2 separate regions of the Homo sapiens genome follow, and region 2 is linked to region 1. The links are chromatin contacts, found by Hi-C in ENCODE. All regions are on one chromosome and are shown on one strand. The core of a region is the stretch at or near the end of the contact, and the rest is flanking DNA. Distances in the headings are between cores, read along the strand shown.

The links. Hi-C counts contacts between places; a loop is a spot of excess contacts on that map. Pooled maps may share reads with other maps.
Region 2: a map of PC-3 shows a loop between it and region 1 (8-fold over the local background). The contact joins the promoter of MIPOL1 here to the promoter of PAX9 in region 1. A Hi-C loop is called at or near these places in 3 of 168 maps with a recorded cell type or tissue (PC-3, aorta and endothelial cell of umbilical vein) and 7 of 50 pooled maps.

Annotation. Positions count from the first base shown.
Region 1 is chr14:36,659,984-36,663,714 of GRCh38, forward strand. PAX9 (paired box 9) reads left to right here and starts at 1,877. Exons shown (of 4, transcript NM_001372076.1): 1 at 1,877-2,110; 2 at 2,914-3,540. The coding sequence starts at 2,107. RefSeq lists a promoter at 611-1,808, a cis regulatory region at 1,068-1,580 and enhancers at 2,345-2,856, 2,857-3,366, 3,367-3,731.
Region 2 is chr14:37,195,798-37,199,528 of GRCh38, forward strand. MIPOL1 (mirror-image polydactyly 1) reads left to right here and starts at 2,140. Exons shown (of 13, transcript NM_001388067.1): 1 at 2,140-2,307.

The DNA of each region.
Region 1 (3,731 bases), core at 627-3,126:
TTTTCCCTGGGTGCACGGAAGTAGAGCAGATTTGGCGCAGAGGTCGATACTCACTGCCTGTCTGTGAGGGGGGAGGAGGATTCCTTCCTGGTCAAGTTGCCGGGCATGTTCATTCCCTCCCGCAAGCCTAAGGCAGAGTCATAAGCTCCCCTACGATGCGGCAAAGTCTCAACTAATTTATCTACCAGCCTTAAGAAGGAGCTGCTGCTTCTAAAATCTTTAGATTTCCGAAGGCTCTCCTTGTGTAAAAATGCCAGGCGGTGCCACACGATGTCACCCAACAGGTATTGGAGGTCAGACCAGGCTGAAATTGCTATCAAGTCAAACTTCAAGAAGATTTTAAACATTTGAAACCAACCAACAAAAAGGGACAAGTTCAAGTATGTCTAGTTGTGGGATTTCCCCCAAGATTCCGATTCTAAAGAGTGGTGTTTTAGTTCATCTTTACCTTTCACATCCTCCATTCTGTTAGGTAATTTTGAATTTAGAGTGCATCCTAACCATAGAAGTGGGAATCTGGAGATCTGTTCCTTTGCAGAAGCATGGCTGATCATAGTTTTTTCCTGGGTTCTTGCAACTTACTGACCTGAGATCTGGGACCAGTCAGCTTCTCTGGGTGTAGACCGCAGCCACACACATCCCTGGGGACTGTTGGGGAAGCAGCCTGAATCCTGTGTGCACAAGGAGCCTTCTGGATTGTCAAGTAGCAGTAACAGAGTTCACGACCCCAAGCAGTACAAACTCCCAAATTCACGAAAATATTTCTCTTCTTGTTTATTATTTTGATTCACATTCTCCACAACCCTAACTGCAAATATTAATAACTTTGGCTGCAAAAAAGCATACGGTACACTTTAGATTAGACTTACAGTGAATAAAAGTGAAAATTCAGAAGTAGGCAGAACGACAGGGCCTCTGGAGCTTAATGGAAGACGAGGGAATTACATCCATGTGCAGCGTCGGTGTCCACTGTCTTGGGACTAAGTCTCTTTCATATTTAAACAAAACTCTTTCGAGAGGGCTCGCTGGTTTGGAGAACCCTCACAAACGCTGCCACCGAGGGCCAGGGGCCCAGGACAGTGGCTGAATGTGGCAGAGCCTTGGGCTCCGTAGTGAGTGCCCCACGCACTGGCAATTGGTCGACTTGGGGCTGTGCGCTAGCGTTAGCCGCCTGTGGTTCAGTTCCCCGCACACGGCGTGGCCCGTGCCTCGAGCCTGTGTGGCTAGTGGTTGGCCGGTCCACCTGGACTGGGGGGTCGCCGCAGGAAGCTGGCGGTAGGAGGAACCTCCCTGGCCTTAACAGTGGCCCCCACCTGTGGCTCGGGCTCCCCGCAACCTCCTGGTTTCTTTGGCCGGCCTATCTTCTCACACCTGCGCTCTCGCCACCTGGCATGGACTGAAGTGAGGTAGAATCGGCAGGTGACACAGATCCTCTCCTGACAGTCCCCAGAGGCCCGCATGACAGATTTTGCTAAGACAACTCCCTCACCCCTGTGCACGGTGGCGCCCGCCTCCCACCTATAGCCTTAACTTCAATTCTGAGATGTCCATCGTTCCCCGGAGGAGGTCTCCTCGGGCCCCTTCTCCCTTCGAGTCATTCACATTCAGACCAAACGCTTTCATTTGTTTATTCAGCATTTTACCAGCCTGATTTTGCTGTCTTTTTGTGCCGCTTCTGGGAAGATGTCAAACACCCATTTTCATTGTATTTAGTCACCCAGGTGGGGAGCTAGCCTGAAAGAGACAGCGGAAGGAGTTTCCTGGACTGCGCTGTCGCTCACCGACCCGCACCAATCACCATGCAGCTTGCCCTCGGACCCGCCCCTTTTAGGGCGTGTCCCCAGTGAGTGATAGACGGAGCCGCCCTGCCCTGCTCAGCCCAGCCCACGTTGCTGCTTAGATTGAAATGCAGAACTCAAGCCTCTTTCATCGGGGCACAGACTTCCTTTTACTTCTTCCTTTTGCCCTCTCGCCTCCTCCTCCTGGGAAGAAGCGGAGGCGCCGGCGGTCGGCCGGGATAGCAACAGGCCGGGCCACTGAGGCGGTGCGGAAAGTTTCTGTCTGGGAGTGCGGAACTGGGGCCGGGTTGGTGTACTGCTCGGAGCAATGGGTGAGTGGCGGCGGGGGACTCTGTCAGAGCCGGGAAGGGAGGGAGGGAGCGAGCGGGCAAGGGAGGGAGGGAGGGAGGGAGCGCGAGGGCGCGCGCCACTAGGCGCTCACATTCTCTATTGACTTTGCTCGTGTTCCTACAAGTTGTAGGAACACGCTAAGGGTCAGCGGCGCACAGCAGTTCAATGTGAACGCTGGCTACTGGGTGGCTGTTGATGCCATTTTCTGATTTTAAGAGAAGGGAGCTGTGGCATCAGCGAGCCCCTCAGCCCGAGTAGCAAACCAAGTTTTGTTTCACACGCGCGCACACATGCAAACAAAACAGGAAAAGAAAAGAAAAGAAAACAAACAACAACAAATAAAACACCCTCTAGCTTCCCCTAGACTTTGTTTAACTGGCCGGGTCTCCAGAAGGAACGCTGGGGATGGGATGGGTGGAGAGAGGGAGCGGCTCAAGGACTTTAGTGAGGAGCAGGCGAGAAGGAGCACGTTCAGGCGTCAAGACCGATTTCTCCCCCTGCTTCGGGAGACTTTTGAACGCTCGGAGAGGCCCGGCATCTCACCACTTTACTTGGCCGTAGGGGCCTCCGGCACGGCAGGAATGAGGGAGGGGGTCCGATTGGACAGTGACGGTTTGGGGCCGTTCGGCTATGTTCAGGGACCATATGGTTTGGGGACAGCCCCAGTAGTTAGTAGGGGACGGGTGCGTTCGCCCAGTCCCCGGATGCGTAGGGAGGCCCAGTGGCAGGCAGCTGTCCCAAGCAGCGGGTGCGCGTCCCTGCGCGCTGTGTGTTCATTTTGCAGAGCCAGCCTTCGGGGAGGTGAACCAGCTGGGAGGAGTGTTCGTGAACGGGAGGCCGCTGCCCAACGCCATCCGGCTTCGCATCGTGGAACTGGCCCAACTGGGCATCCGACCGTGTGACATCAGCCGCCAGCTACGGGTCTCGCACGGCTGCGTCAGCAAGATCCTGGCGCGATACAACGAGACGGGCTCGATCTTGCCAGGAGCCATCGGGGGCAGCAAGCCCCGGGTCACTACCCCCACCGTGGTGAAACACATCCGGACCTACAAGCAGAGAGACCCCGGCATCTTCGCCTGGGAGATCCGGGACCGCCTGCTGGCGGACGGCGTGTGCGACAAGTACAATGTGCCCTCCGTGAGCTCCATCAGCCGCATTCTGCGCAACAAGATCGGCAACTTGGCCCAGCAGGGTCATTACGACTCATACAAGCAGCACCAGCCGACGCCGCAGCCAGCGCTGCCCTACAACCACATCTACTCGTACCCCAGCCCTATCACGGCGGCGGCCGCCAAGGTGCCCACGCCACCCGGGGTGCCTGCCATCCCCGGTTCGGTGGCCATGCCGCGCACCTGGCCCTCCTCGCACTCCGTCACCGACATCCTGGGCATCCGCTCCATCACCGACCAAGGTAGGGGCTCAGAGGCTGGGCGTGTGGATGTGCAGCGTCTGCCCCCGCACTCTCGCGGAGGTCCCAGTATCTGCAGCCTCAGGGACACTGTCTTTCCCACCACCTGAGGCTTTTTCCTTTGGAAACGTAAGGAGTCTTCCTAGGGGGTGTTCTGATCTCATTAACTTGAAACTCATGCCCCTGGTTTCCTT
Region 2 (3,731 bases), core at 890-3,389, 540 kb after region 1:
ATCCATATTTCTGTAAAAGTCCAGCTTGTATGAGGTATGAGGACATAGACAATATCTTTGATAATCATTTTGAGAAAAGAAAAAAGCTCTAATTTATCTCTTTCATTTCTTATAGACAGGCAACTGTTAGAACAATAGAAAATGAAGAAATGGATATGTTGGTTATGGTGGTGGTGGAGGGGAGTAGGGGAAAACTTACCTGTTGTGGTATCAAAAGTTTAGGGAAAGAACATTAATGAGTTACTTCAGGTATGTTAGGGAAAAAGGAAAAAGAATAGGGAGAATTAGTCCTAATGTTTGAACTCACTGCATAAAACAGAGAGAGAGAGAGAGAAAATCAGCTTACTAAAAGGAAAGAAAATATGAGGTTTCTCTTTATGCCAGAGACTGTAAGCACCCAGATAATGGGCTTTAAAAAAAGGAGGAAATGAACTTTACTCAATGAAAAATATTATAATTTTTCTCTAAATTTATTCTACTAATTCATTACATGGTTTGAATGTTCTCATTGTGGTAGTCACTATCCTGTTTTATTTATTATTTCCTAGCCAGGAAAATCAACTTTTTCCTTTGTTTTACACATAATTTGATTTGGCCCTAAGCCTTTGCACAAGCTATATACTTCCTGATTGGAGTATTTGCTCTGATAAACTGTACACTCTTTGTTTTTGTCTCATAGATTTTTATGGTACTTTATGTTCATAAATATGATTCAAATCCTGACTGAAGTAAAGCAAAAAAGAAAAAAGCATTTCAAAGCTGAATCTGTAACAAACTTCTTGAGAACACTGTTCATTACAGCATACATAACGAAAATTTGGTGAATATTATAACCTCTGTTGTTCCAAGTTAATCTACGTCCAACTTTTCCATTTTGTTAGTTTTCACAGCGTCATGCTCTGTCCCCCAGGCTGGGGTGCAGTGGCGCCAGCCATCGTAGCTTATTTCAGTCTCCACCTCTGGGGCTCAAGCGATTCTCCCACCTCATCCTCCCTAGTAGCTGGGACTACGGGTATGCACCATCATGCCCAGCTAATTTTTTTGATTTTTAATAAAGTCAAGGTCTCGCCATGTTGTCCAGGCTGGTCTCGAACTCCTGGGCTCAAGCGATCCCACTGCCTCAGCCTTCCAAAGTGTTGGGACTACAGGCGTAAGCCACCGCGCCCGGCCTTTTTCAGTTTTTTAAACTCTCTTTTGTACACTTACTAAAGGATAAGTTCCTTTCATTAACTTTAACCACAAATTTAGGAACCCGTCAGCACCTCATATTATGCCTATTCTCTGGGGTGTATTAAAAAATATTATTGCTTATTACTCAGCACCCAGAAGAGTACCTGGCACATGGTATGTGGTCACTAAGTATTTGGTGTCTGAAGGAATCATGAGTAACAGGAGTTAAAGTGACATTTATAAAACCAATTCTGAACTATGGAACAAAAAACCCAAATTTAAATTACTAGCAGTTAATTATACCATTCTTAGTTCACGGAGGTAGGCCAATTGAAAACTTTGGACATTTTTAAATTCTGTAAGGTTTAACATTTTTTCTTAGAGGATTCACATATCGTAATCTCATCCAGCACTTCAGTCAAAAAAAAAAAAAAAAAAAAAAGTCACCAGCTCCAAGGTTTTAGTGTGAAACGTTCTTTGGCCAGGATCTAGATAGTACTTTTGCTCACTCAACCGGAGCCCGATCTGGTGCCATTTTCACTTGACCGCCGCTTCGAAACACGTCCCTCCCACCTCTCATCCCAAACCACACACAAAGAAGGAAAGCACAATTTCGACAGGTCTTGGGAAAACTCGACGAGGCCAAGTATGAGGCCACAAGACACCGTTTTTAGTTCCGCGTTCTCCCTCTTCTAATCCTATTAGGTTTTGTCCAGACAACGTTTTGCTCTTTCAGAAGAGAAAGAGCGTTCTGCGCTCGTCGTCTTGGATTCGACAACCATAAGCATCCCGTTAGGGCAACCACCGCAGCAGACTAAGTTCGACTACTTTCTCTCCAAACTCCTCCCGGGCCTTCTTCCCAAGCTCTCTCTTTCTCCTGGAGGCCCCGCCTCGCGGCCCGGCAGCGCGGCACGCGCATGCCCGGTGCTCGCCGCTTGCGCTCTCCCCTGCGGCGCGCCGCCGCCCCGTAGGCCCCACGCGCCGCCCCGCTCCTCCGCCGGATCGTCTGTGGGTGAGTCTCGAGCCAGGAGGCTCTGAGCCAGTGGCGATTGGCTGACGCGGTGGCTGCGCACTCGGCCTGAGAAACTCGGCAAGCGCGCAGTGTCGACTCCCCGGTCTATGCCAGGCGCATCTCAGGTAAACGGTTGGGCAGGGAGGTTTGGGCGACGGAGAATGATAGTGGTGGGCACAGATCAGCCCTGGAGTTTTCGGCCGCAGACTTTTCCTTGGAGAAGGAGAAGGGGCCCCGCGGAATCTGTACTTAGTGAATGCTGACCCCGCGTGGCCGGGAGTGATGGGGCTCTCTCGAAGGTCAGTGTCGTGGGGTCCTCAGGTGGCAGACAGCTCTTTCTGGGTATGGTTTTGGTATTGTCTCCAGTTTCCTAATACTGGACCTGAGCAGCTGAGCATTTATTCAAGGGTGTATTTTTTTTGTTTTTTTCCCCTTAAGTCGCGGTTAGTCAGAAGGTTCCAGTCCTCGCTCAACCTCTGATCGACTCTGTGCCCATGAGAGAGTCGTTTTATATTTCATTTCTCACACGTGGAAGTGTGGGCGAAGAATGAGGGGCTTCTTTAAGCGCGCTAAGCCATGCTGTAAAAAGATACTGTTAGAATTTTTTTTTTTCTTTTTTGATTCACAATGTCCCTGGACCTGGTGCAACGTTTGGGAAGCATTTTAAGCTCTATGGATGGAGGGAACAAGACAGCCGCATTATTAGACAAGGATGGTAGAAAGGAACAACTTTCCACAAACACACGCGTTTGGAAAAGCTCCTTTGAGCATTTTATGCAGGTTAAATCACAGTGGTAGTAGATAGAAATAAGCCAAAACAAAGGGCCAAACAAAACTACATTTCAAGGAGGTGTTCTTTTCTTCCCCAGATAACTTGAATATACTATCACAAATTATTGGCGTTTCAAAGTTTTTCCTTGTGATCTGGTATGGAGTTCATCTAAAATGACAATTACATAATCATTCTATGCAATCGTATGCCAATAAAATTAATTAAAACAGTTTAATTTTTAATGTGAGGAATAGGAATCAAGACATGTCATTGATGGGAGGTAATGATGGCAATCAGCAAAATGAATGGGAGATGTATACAATTTTCCTTCAAAGGAGTAGAGTTTATAGAGATATTTTTATTGCGTTAATATTTAAAGTATAAAGACATACAGAAAAGTGCATGAATCGTAAGTGTACAGCTCGGTGAATTTTCACAAAGTGTAAATACCCATGTATCCAGTATCTAGATCAGGAAAGAGCATTATTGCATCCCGGAAGCCCCACTTCATGGTTCCAAAGGTAATCATTATCTGGACTTCCAACATTATCAATGAATTTCACCTATTATTTACTTTATATAAATGGAGTAATATGGTATTTAGTCCTTAGTTTCTGATTTTTGCTCAATATTTTATTTGTGAGATTTATTCAAGTTATGTAGCAGTTTGTTATTCTCATGCTGTATGTATAGTATTTCTAGTTTTTGGCTATTACCAATAGGGCTGCTATAAAGATTTTTAGAAATATTTTGATGAAATTATGTATACTTTTTTTT